Linked DNA regions of Homo sapiens: region 2 is linked to region 1. A link is a contact called in ENCODE Hi-C or POLR2A ChIA-PET data. All regions are on one chromosome and are shown on one strand. The core of a region is the stretch at or near the end of the contact, and the rest is flanking DNA. Distances in the headings are between cores, read along the strand shown. Region 1 overlaps CDCP1 (CUB domain containing protein 1). Region 2 overlaps LIMD1 (LIM domain containing 1).

Region 1 (5,975 bases), core at 980-3,479:
TCTCTGGCTTTTTTTCTCTCTGCAGAATGATGTTTTTAGGGCTCATCCATGTTGCTGTGGGTATCAGTCGTTCTTTCCCTTATTATTCCTGAGTAGTACTCCATGAGCGAGCATATCACATTTGTTTATCCATTCCTCTGTTGGTGATTTAGATTGTTTTCAGTTTTTGACTTTTATGGATAAGACTGCTATGAATATCCTTGTACAAGTGTTTGAGTAGACACATAGTTTCCTTTCTCTTGAGTAAATACCTAGGTCTCATAGGTAAGCACTATGCTTTGAATATAGCTTGTCCCCACCCAAATTCATATTGAGGTGTGGTCGGTCCCCAGTGGGGCAATGTTGGGAGGTGGTGCCTTTAAGAGGTGATTAGGTTGTTAAAACAGATTAATCTCTTTCTCACAAGACTGGGTTAGTTCCATGGGAGTGGATCAGTTTTCACAAGAGTGGGCTGTTATAAAGCTAGGCTGCCTCTCATGTTTTCATCTTTTTCACACATGCCCGTTTCCCTTGCCACTCCTCTGCTATATTATGGCACAGCAAGAGGCTCTCACCAGAAGCTGAGCAGATGCTGGTGCCATGCTTCTTGGACTTTCCAGTCACCAGAATCGTGAGCCAAATAAATCTCTTTTCTTTATAAATTACCTAGTCTCAGGTATTCTGTTATGGCAACACTAAATGGACTATGAGAGTAGGTGTAAGTTTAACTTCATAAGAATCTGCCAGACAATTCTCCCAGGTGGTCACACCATTTGACACTCCCAGGAGCACTCCATAAGAGTTCTGTTGCCGTCCATTCTCACCATCATTTGATGTTCTCAGCCTTTCTTGTTTTAGCTATTCTAGTGGGTGTGAAACACTATTGTGGTTTTACAGTTTATATTTCTTTTGAAAATTACTGTATAATAATCAGGTGGACTGTGGTGAGATACCTCATGTCCCAGCTAAAACAGAAGCCCAGTTTATTGATTCTGGGGGCAAGACAGACTGCCCGTTATGAGGAGGCTCTCTGTAATATCACACTTCATTCCACTTTCTATTTTGCATTTGCACCTCATTCATTAGTCATTTTACACATTTCTTTCCACACTTCTTTTGGTTGGATCTCAAAATAACCTGAGGAACCTGAGGGGTAGACACAGTTAATTTCCCTGCTGCCTACAGAATGTTTTCATATGTGGCTTCAGCAGGCAAAACAGGGTGGAAATGTGCAGCCCTTATCTCTCACAGATGGGTGTTTTAAATGTAAAATTACCTATTAACATTCATAAATCTATGGAAAGACAAGACAGATCTTTACTCAGTGAGGTCTGTGTGCTTTGACAAGTTGCCTTATCTCACCCTCACAACATGGGGGGAAGGAGGAATGACTATTGTTATTTTACAGCTGAGAAGGTTGCAAATTAACCGCTCAATGTTCCCTAATAAAGGGGCAGATCTGTGATCTGGACACAGTTTCCTGCCTTGAAAGAATCCCATAGTTTTTCTACAACATTGCAGATGCCTTCATATAAAAAACATTTGAGGCTGGGTGTGGTGGCTCACGCCTGTAATCCTGGCACTTTGGGAGGCTGAGGTGGGCAGATCACCTGAGGTCGATTGTTTGAGACCAGTCTGACCAACATGGAGAAACCCTGTCTCTACTGAAAATACAAAATTAGCTGGGCATGGTGGGCTTGTAATCCCAGCTACTTGAGAAGCTGAGACAGGAGAATCGCTTGAACCCAGGAGGCGGAGGTTGCGGTGAGCCAAGATCGTGCCATTGCACTCCAGCCTGGGCAACAAGAGCAAAACTCTGTCTCAAAAAACAAACAAACAAAACATTTGAGCCTGATGTTTAACCCCCACCTGCCACCAAAAGAAAACCCTTCACTATTTAATAGTTATTGACACTGTTGTAAAAGCCACACTGGGGACCTTTGAAGGGATTGGGTTACTGACTGATGTTTCATAAAGGCCCCTAATCATTTTTGTGGTATCTATAGATAGACAATTTTTTTTGGAAATGGACTCAATGGGAGTAAGTCAAAGGCCATAATACCTATCAGCTCAGCAGGACAAATTTAAGACTCATGGAACACAAGTTACCCAACAAAAACAAAAAACAAGAAGCAAAAACAAATCCAATAATTATTTAAGGTTCCAGGTGGCTTCTGGAGGTTGTAAAAGCCAAAAAAGGAGCAATGTATCTGCTTCCACAACCAGCATTCACCCAGAGTGGTTAACAAAGCGTCCTGTGTAACACACTGGAAATGCACATCTGCTTGTCGTATGTGACTCATGATCACCCAGAAGCCCATGGGTTTTGAAGATAATAGTTTGTTTGGTATTTTCAGGAAAGCAAACAGATTTTCCAAAAGCTAGAAGAGGATGCATAAAGCAGTAGGCTAGTAGGCTAGAAGGCTCTCCCTAAAGCCTTATAGATGGGTAGATATATAGATGGGTAGAATATAATATAGATGGGTAGAATACTGTACCATTAACTCACATAATCATTATCAGCAGGGCCACTTGAACCTTTAGAAATTATACAAAGAGAGAAACAGGCTGCCTGGTGAAAGTGGTAATAACATCAGGCATGACATGGTAATCTTGTGATATCAAAAAAGAAAGGAGAGGGTGCATTGTGGAGCACTTAAAAACAAGATTTGTGTGGTAGAGGTGAACATGAACTGAGCTCTCAGACACCCGTGGTTTGCACACTGTGGGCAGCTGAAGCTATCACTGCTTACAGATGTGGTCACGGATGGCCACATCAGTTATTCCTCAGTTCCTGGGTAATTGTACATGACTCAAAACACAGGATGTTTGTGGTCAAGCCATGGAAAAATACTCCCTACAGGAGTTCTCTGGGTCTAGTTTGAACCTACCTGATGTTTCTCAGCAAAGTAGAGAGGACTGATGGTAGATATTTTTATCTTGTTTTTTGGACAATTAGGTTCAAGGTAACACCTGTCTGTTTTTTTGTAGCCTGGGCCCACTGTGCTCAGGTCCTGCTGTAGATAATGAGGGGTTTGGGCTGGCTGGTGCCTCTCACAGCTTTCTCCACCCCTGCTGAGGCTCTGGCTTTCTATGGTTGCACTTTGGTTTGAGAAGGTCTCCAGGCTCTGCCTTTGCTCTTATTTCTGATGCCCTTCTCCTTGTCTGCCCCACCACCAAGCAGCTGCTCTCATGGGTGCCCCACTTCACTGTATCTGCCTTGCCCCTTCAGATGGGCTGTGGGTTCTTATGGTGCAACTGGCTCTTGAGCCACTTTGGAAAAGATGCTGACTCCTGAGATTGGTGCAACACGGATTTATGGAGGGCCTGGAATGTGTCGGAAGCTGTGGTGGGAATAGAAAGAGCAATAAGACAAGATTCCTGACTGGGAGGAGTTTAGTAAGATGCAGACGTGGAGACAGATAAATCCATGTTGTGTGAAGAATGCAAACCACCCACAAGTGCACTCCTGGGGTAGTGGCTTTGGTCTGGGTAGTTGTTCCCCTGCTTCTGGGGACAAAGGAAGGTCAAGTTAGGGCAAAGCCTGGGTTGGACTCAGAGAGGTGCAGCAGTGAAGGGGTCGAGGGGGAAACTAGCCCCAGGAGATTTTCCTCTAGCACTCACAGGAGAAGCAAGGGCAGAGGCTCTGACCCAAAACTCAGTCACCTTGAGGCCCCTCTCTCAGCTTCTTTCTCACCTCCAAGGCTAAGAAAGCAGGAGCAGCACATAGAGCTCTTCCAGTGATCATGAGCGGCACACACCATTGGCACAGATGGGGCCTCCTGCACAGCCTGAGAAGGGCCAGACTCTGCCCAGAGTCTCCCCTTAGTATTCCTACCAGCTGCGGTCCACTCTCCTGCCTCCAACCTCACCACATGCCATTGGAATTCCTTCCATGAGTGACTTGCTGCATCCTACCAATCATTTCTGGAGCCACAGTCTAATCTCTTTGTTTGAACAAGTGTTGTGTCTTTCTTTCCTTTCTTTCTTTTTTTTTTTGAGATGGAGTCTTGCTGTGTTGCCCAGGCTGGAGTGCAGTGGCACAATATTGGCTCACCACAACCTCCACCTCCCGGGTTCAAGCGATTCTCCTGCCTCAGCCTCCTGAGTAGCTGGGACTACAGGTGCCTGCCACCACGCCCGGCTAATTTTTTGTATTTTTAGTAGAGATGGGGTTTCACCATATTGGCCAGGCTGGTCTCAAACTCCTGACCTTATAATCTTCCCACCTCGGCCTCTGAAAGTGCTGGGATTACAGTCATGAGCCACCGCGCCCGGCCCGTGTTGTGTCTTTTCTAACCCTGCATGCCTGCCTTGACCTAGAACCCTGCAGGAAACATTTAAAGAGCGCTCACTACCTGCCAGGCACTGTGCTACCTCACACTGTCCTCACAACACCCCGATGAGGACAGTCTTACCACTTCCACTTTACAGATGAGCAACTGGGTCACAAAGAGGTGAAGTGACTTGCCCATGGTCAAAGTAAGTGGGGGAACCAGATTCAAATCCATGCAGGCCAACTCCAGGTCATTATCCTTAATGGGGCTATGCTGCCAGCAATACAAGCTGCCTACAAACACTTAGCAAATGAGAGAGAATAAAGAATGAGGGCTGGGAGTGGTGGCTCACACCTGTAATCCCAGCACTTTGGGTGGCCGAGGCGGGTGGATCACTTGAGGCCAGGAGTTCAAGACCAGGCTGGCCAACATAGTGAAACCCAATCTCTACTAAAAATACAAAAAATTAGTTGGGTGTGGTGGCAGGCGCCTGTAATCCCAGCTACTCAAGAAGCTGAGGCAGGAGAATCGCTTGAACCTGGGAGGTGGAGGTTACAGTGAGCTGAGAGCCGAGATCACGCCACTGCACTCCAGCCTGGGTGACAGAGCAAGACTCTGCCTAAAAAAAAAAGAAAAAAAAAGAATGGGTCAGACAAACAGGTAGGGGCACAGGACTGGCTTCCTTGGGCTAGCCCTTGAAATTTAGGGTCCACATAGAGGTTCAGAGGATCAAGATGAAGCTGCCCAGAGATCAGAGTTCTCAGGCAGTCCAGCCCAACCTAAATTTATCCCCAAAGATATTTCTGCCGCCAAGTCCACTCACTCCGCTAGAAACAGTGCAAAGTTAGAGGGCTTGACACTGCTAAACACCTCTCAACGGCAGTTATTGCCCTTTAATCTCAGCACTAAATCCATGTCCTTCTTGATGCTGTTTATAGCACGTTTAACAATTTGATTAGTTTTAGAAATCAACCCAGCTGATGTTACAGTTAGCAGAATTAATCAGAGCTTCTAAGCAGCATTCCACCATGACTGAGGTGATAAACAAATCCCCCTGTCTTCTAAACCCCAAGCCCACTCCATTTCTAAATCCTTTTGTGGCTGTTTTCAACATTCTGATTGTACAGTTGTGACAGTGGAATCATAAAAATGTCTCAATGGATACACACACACACACACTATATATATATGTGCATGTATACATATATATATGCATGTATACATATATATATGCATGTATACATATATATGCATGTATATATATATATGCATGTATACATATATATGCATGTATATATATATATGCATGTATACATATATATGCATGTATATATATATATGCATGTATACATATATATGCATGTATATATATATATGCATGTATACATATATATATATATGCATGTATACATATATATATATATGCATGTATACATATATATATATATATATTTTTTTTTTTTTTGAGATGGAGTCTCACTCTGTCACCCAGGCTGGAGTGCAGTGGCCCAATCTCGGTTCACTGCAACCTCTGCCTTCTGGGTTCAAGCAATTTCCATGTCTCAGCCTCCCAAGTAGTTGGGATTACAGGTGCGCGCCATCATGCCTGGCTAATTTTTGACTTTTTTGTAGGACGGGGTTTTGCCACGTAGGCCAGGCTGGTCTCGAACTCCTGACCTCAAGTGATTTGCCTGCCTTGGTCTCCCAAAGTGCTGGGAT
Region 2 (6,207 bases), core at 1,490-3,989, 560 kb after region 1:
AAACATTCAGACAACACTAGATCTGGTAGCAACGACCACCACAGCAAAGAAGATGGATTTGTAGTTAAAGTTACTTCCTTTTTTATGCCTTTTCCGCTGCGTTGATGCTTTCAGGGTCCTCTCTGAGGTCTGAGGAATGTTCTTTGACAGTCTTGTCGCTATCTGCCTTGCGCTGCTTTGCCTCCTGTGGGCGTCACCAGGCGAGGGCAGCCAGTGTTCGTCTGGCGGGTTTCTCTGTATCTCGGGCACTGTTTGTGACAATGATGATTTTACTTTCATTTTGTGGGCTGGCCCCAAAGGGCTTGGTTTAACTTTTTGCAGAGAGTTCATTCAGTTTCTGAAACCCCCACATTGCCTGTTGAGTATGTGTTGAGCCTAGCACTGGAAATGCCCTCAGATCTGTGAATACTGCCAAGTAGGGGATCCCGGGACACCCTCTGCTGACCTTGAGCTCACAGCCCCATTGTGTTTTCCATAAGAGATGAGAGGGACTGATAAAGGATGTTTACCTGTGTTAGCCTTATGGAAGCAAGAGTTCCATCCAAGGAATCAGGGTGCTTTGAACTTTTCCCACTCCCGCCTACTCGTTTTAGGTCAAGAGAAACAAAAATATCCTTCCAACAATGTGTGTTTTCTACAGTTTAGGTGAGAAAAAGATAGGAAAATAATAGTTAACCAATGTATAGGACTCTCCTGATAGGCGGTCACAATGGTCCTGGAGCATATGTCCAAGGTGACTGTCATAAATGCCTGTGGGAAACTGCATCTTCACAAGAGACTGTTGCTTGGATGCCCCCTTGTGTTGCCTCTGCTGTCCTGCCACCAAATGCTTTGCTGGCATCTTTCCAAGCAGATAGGAGGTGCTGGAAGGTGAGCGTAGGATGACTTCCAAGTCAGCCCTTGAGTCTTTTTGCCAAATAGCACCTGCCAGGGCACCCTTCCTCCCGGCCTCAGCCTGCCTGCCTCTCGCCGAGGGCCACGGCATCTTTTAGGAACTGGAAAGTGTCATTGACAGTTGGCGGTTTTTACGTGTTTATTTCTGCCTAAAGATTTTGCTTTTCACTTTTCACTTTTTCCACTGCATATTAAAATTTTTCTTTTTTTACCCTGTGTTTGTGATTTTTTCCTTAGGCCGGAAGCTGAGAGGAAAAGCCTTTTATTTTGTCAACGGCAAAGTGTTTTGTGAAGAAGACTTCCTGGTGAGTGTGTCACCGAAGCCTCCCCTTGCATGTCCTGGCCAGAGTCAGAGGGCAGGGGCCTGGGGGGACCTGGGCCAGCGTGTAGGGAAGCTGCACTGCTGGAGAGAGGGGCCCTGCCTTTCCTTCTGTAGATACTTGGGGGTGGCCATGTTCCTGAGGCCAATGGCAAACCACACAGCTTTGTACTTTGAAGGAACTGTGGGGTCACTTGGCTATCCTCTTGCTGCTTTCTGCAGTTCTGCCTCTTCCACCACCCTGGACTCCTCCTCTTAGACCACTGGACTGGGACCTGGGCTCTCTTCTTCTCATCCCACTCTCTCTGGGGATCTAGCTTCTCCCATGGACTGGAAGTCCATCCATGTGCCAGTGGCTCCCAGACCTGAGCTCTAGCCCTGCCGCACCTCTGAGGCCAGCTGCTGGCATCCCACTGGCCCCTGGGCTGTGTCCCAACCCCTCACGTACCAGCCCCTCACCATATTTCTGTGAAGCAGAAAAATCTTACCTTGCCTTGGGTCCTGATCTGTGAGAATTGCCTCCTAGGTTTGTCCTCAACCCCACCTCCTTGAACGCAGCCAGGCGTTGAACTCTGTGCTGCCATGTCTTCCACAATTCTGCCTCCGTTCATACCTCCGGCATGGCTCAGCCAGGCTAGCTTAACGGCCTCCGCACACCCGCATCAAGAGGCCTTATAGGGCATAAACCTGGCCTGCTTGGTCCCAGCATGTGCAGGGTACAAAGCACACTCAGAAGCTCTCCGAGGTCTGGAATCCCCAGCTGCCCACACCTATGCAACCTCATGCCTTCGTGCCTTTGCTTGGGCCATTTCCCCTGCTTGCAATGTCTTGCCCCTTTATTTTCCCAGATCCCCCCAACAGCCTTCCTGTCCCTCCTGCACCCACAATGGAGGAGCTCTTCTGTGCTGCCACCATGCCCAGGGCCTGCCCTGGCAGGGCTGTGGGCTGTTAGCCCTGAGCAGTATGTCTGCTTACAAGTCTCTCCTCCATTGACTGAAAGCTTCCAGGATAGAAAGAACATGCGTCTTCACCTTCACACCTGCAGATTCTAACAAGATGCCATGCAGACTGGGTGCTTGGTAGTTGGTGGTTGAAATGACTCTGTCATCTCAGGGATGAGGAATGTGAGATGCAGAGATGGGCTCAGGGCCAGCTTCTCCCTGCCTTCCCTTGAGAAAAGCTCTATTTGGTTTTCACTGAAAAGTTGATTCATTATGATTCCTGTTGGCCAGAAACAGACTAGCAAACCCAAACGGGCTTAAGTAAAAAGGAAATTATTCCAGCAGTGCCTCAGGAGTCATTTTCTCCACAGTTTTTGGCCGTGTATCTCAGTGTTAGCTTCAGTCTCAGGTCCTATGTGATGGCCAGATGTTGGGAGGACCCCAGAGTTTACATTCTCTCAGTTTCACATCCGATGGGCAAGAGTGCCAGTCCCTCCTTCGGAATCCTCCACAGACGTCTGATGGAGTCTCATTGGCTCTTACTGGGCCACATGCCCACGCCTGGAAAAAGTAACAGTGCTGGAGGAATGCAAGGCTCTGATGGGCCAGATCTGTCAATGCCCTGCCTGGGCCCTGGCATGGAGCCAGCCCACATGGTGATGGGAGCCACGTGGTGTGGAGCTGGGGGCTGGATCTCAAATGAAAATAGAGAGCTATTACCCCCAGAATGGGGCGTAGGTGCCAGACAACAGAAACCTCCACCACATGGTGTAGAGTTGCAGAAAGTTTCCCTTTTTTGTTTTTCCCAGCTTCCTTTCATAAGGTTTCCCCCAGTTAAGTTGTGTTTGTAATACCCAAACTTCTAGTCTAGCGTGTAGCATCTAGTATGTTTTTTGAAGAGAGCACCTCATGTCTTTCAAGACTGTGTGTGTGTATGTGTTTAGGTAAGATAAGGTAAGGTAAAGTAGATATTTATTAAGTTTCTTTGAAGCTAACTATAAAAGGCATTAGCTTTTTAACCAGAACCGGAGTTGAATTTGATTTCTGTCCTTACCCTTTGTTGGCTGTGTGACCTTGAAAAGTTCACTTAACCTCTCTGAGCTGCCCTCTGCTTCTATTTGAGGATTCTGGGTAATAATGTAGACCTTGCAGAATTGTTGTAAGCATTAGAGTGATGGTTTCAGAATCCCCTGAAAGGCTTGTGAAAACACAGATTGCCAGAACCCACCCCCTGAGTTTCCAAATCAGTAGGTCTGGAGTGGAGCCCAAGGATTTGCATTTTTTACAAGCTTTCAAGTGATGCCAGGGAACTGCTCTTTGAGAACCACTGAGATGGGATTAAAGCATCTCTATATACAGTCCCTTACATAGAGCCTGGCATGCTGTGGGTGCCCAGACACAGTCATTGTTAGAGTGAGTGGTACTAGTATTTGTGATGGCTTTCGTGGCAGAGAATATTCTATGACTCAGCCCACAGCTGTGTTGTACTTGGGGATGACAGAATTCTGCACAGAGTGACACATCTTTCTGAGAAATTCCTTATAATCCTCTTGGCTGTTGGGGAAGTGGCTGATTCATCTTACCAGTCTGGGTTTAACTTTCTTTTCTTTTTCTTCTGCAGTACTCTGGTTTCCAGCAGTCGGCTGACAGGTGTTTTCTTTGTGGACATCTGATCATGGACATGGTGAGTAGGTCAGCCAAAGAAGAGAACAGCATCTCAGGTGGAGGAGGAGGTGTTCAGAGAAAAAAGAAATTAATAATTGAGGACAGTGTTTCTTATCTTGATTTGTGGTTACAGCTGGGCGCAGTGGCTCATGCCTGTAATCCCAGCACTTTGGGAGGCCGAGGCGGGCGGATCACGAGGTCAGGAGTTTGAGACCAACCAGCCTGGCCAATATGGTGAAACCTTGTCTCTACTAAAAATACAAAAATTTTCCGGGCGTGGTGGTGCATGCCTGTAGTCCCAGCTACTTGAGAGGCCAAGGCAGGAGAATTGTTTGAACCCTGGAGGCGGAGTTTGCAGTGAGCCAAGATCACGCCACTGCACTCCAGCCTGGGCAACAGAGTGAGACTCCACCTCAAAAAAAAAAAAAAAGTCCCTGTAAAGTACAGCTTGCTTGTTCTAATAGAACCCACATTGTTGGCTTTTATTGGAATTAACATCTTTAACCATCTAGAGCACACGCTATCATGTTTCCGATAATGCTTTCTCCTCCTCTGGGCTGTTTGAATCGCACTGGCCTCCCTCTGGCTTCTCTGTGATCCTTGTGGCATCCCAGGTGAGATGCTAAATACAGTCTGTTTTTACTGCAGAAATCTCAGCTACCTTGGAGTCAAATGCAGAAAGCCAGAGGAGCAAAGTTGTTTTTCTCCCTGTGTTATGCCCAGCTCACACCATTACGAAGATGAGTTTTTAGGGCCTGTCATTTAGTTCTGAGACAGCAGAGCAAGGACCAGGTTTTATACATTCCATTCTTTGCTCAGTCACTGGCTCTCTGAGGTTATTTTGGGCTTCAGGTCTTCAGTGGGGACAATTTTTCCCTAGAGGGTTAGGTTATGAGGTTAATGAATACAACATCAAATTGTTCACCATTGGAAACCAGCCTTTAAGAAGTTCTTTAATATACTGATCAGAGGAAATGATTATATAACATACTTTAAGTTGGAAACAGTTAAGTCCCTCTCTAAGCTGACTCATTAATTTCATTCTAGAGAAGATAATTTCTAATTATTAGTATTTTTAATTTTACCTTTTTATTGAGAAATAACTCATAGAGTAAAAGATACTAATCTTAAGTGTACATCTGAACGAGTTTTCACATGTGCATATACCCCTGTAACCACCACCCAGATCAAGATATAGAACACTTCCCAAACTCCAGAAAGTTCCTTCTTGTCTATTCCCACTCAAGACCCCACTCCCACAAAGGCAACCATTATTCCAACTTCTATTGCCAGAAATTCATTTTGCTGGTTTTGGAACTTCATATAAATAGAAACATATAGTATAGACTCTTTCAGGTCTTATTACATATGTTTTTGAGCTTCATCCATGCTGTTACCTGTATTGGTAGTTTATTGATTTGTATTGCTAAGTGGAATTCCATTGTATGGATATAGCACAATTTATTTCTCCATCTCATGTTGATGGGGATTTGGTGGTTTCTAGTTTTTTGCTATTTATGCATGAAGCTGCTGTGAATACTCTTGAACATGTCTTTGATGGACATAAACACTCATTTCTGCTGGTTATATGCTAATATTTATAAAACATCAGTGACCCACAGCCCTCCCCATTCGTGATGAATATCTGCTATCTCCCAGGCTTTGACAGACCTCAGCAGAGGTCTTAGCCCTATTAGAGCCATGTCCTCATTAGTAGCCAAGACCTCCCTGGGAAACGTGGCCCTTCCCCCATGCTCGCAGTGGGAGGTAGGCAGAAGCTACATATGCTTACCTCTCCTTCCCAGGTATCTTCTAGACTCTGTAGGGCTCTATTTCTTTAGCAGAATTTGCCTTTGTTTTTAGTGTCCTTCTGACAAACCTACTTCATATGAAGTCAACATGCTCTGAATTTATGAGTATGATTATACCCTATTCTTAGTTCTAGTAATCCTAAGACTTCTTTGGATAACCTCAGGGTATGTCATTTATCTATTGCTGCATGACAAACCACCCTAAAACTTTGTAGTTTAAAACAATAGTGATTTCTTATTTATCATCATGCTTCATGCTGTGGGTCAGGATTTAGGTCAGGGTTTAGCAGGCCAATTCTTCTGCTCTGTGTGGCATTGGCTGGGGTCTCCTACTTAACTTTGTTCAGCTGGTAGCACAGTTGAACTGGAACATCCAAGATGACCTCTCACCCTCCAGGCCCCTCTCCCTGTAGCCTCTAATCATTCAGTAGTCTAGTTCAGACTTCCTTACAGCAAGAGATAGGAAGTGGAAGCTACCAGTCTTCTTAAGCCTTTGACTCAGAAATCTCAGAACATTGTTTCTTCTGCTTTCTGTTAATTAAAGAAAGTCACAAAGCCAGTTCTGATTCAAGGGGAG

The links. A loop is a pair of places that touch in the nucleus more often than their neighbours do. ChIA-PET counts read pairs that join two places held with the same protein, here RNA polymerase II (POLR2A). Pooled maps may share reads with other maps.
Region 2: a loop to region 1 is called in a pooled map, with 3 times the contacts of the local background. The contact joins two enhancer-like sites. A Hi-C loop is called at or near these places in 4 of 50 pooled maps. POLR2A ChIA-PET finds 5 or more read pairs at or near these places in 2 of 52 experiments (WTC11 and naive thymus-derived CD8-positive, alpha-beta T cell).

The regions. Positions count from the first base shown.
Region 1 is chr3:45,103,247-45,109,221 of GRCh38, forward strand. All of the region lies in intron 4 of CDCP1 (CUB domain containing protein 1), which reads right to left. Among named protein-coding and RNA genes, the nearest start is that of CDCP1, 40 kb to the right of the region's middle. Within about 2 kb of position 2,230, at least 4 of the 41 ENCODE cell types and tissues checked have a DNase peak (open chromatin) inside an H3K27ac peak, as active enhancers do.
Region 2 is chr3:45,664,519-45,670,725 of GRCh38, forward strand. It overlaps LIMD1 (LIM domain containing 1), which reads left to right. Exons shown (of 8, transcript NM_014240.3): 3 at 1,132-1,199; 4 at 3,776-3,838. Among named protein-coding and RNA genes, the nearest start is that of LIMD1-AS1, 21 kb to the right of the region's middle. Within about 2 kb of position 2,740, at least 11 of the 41 ENCODE cell types and tissues checked have a DNase peak (open chromatin) inside an H3K27ac peak, as active enhancers do.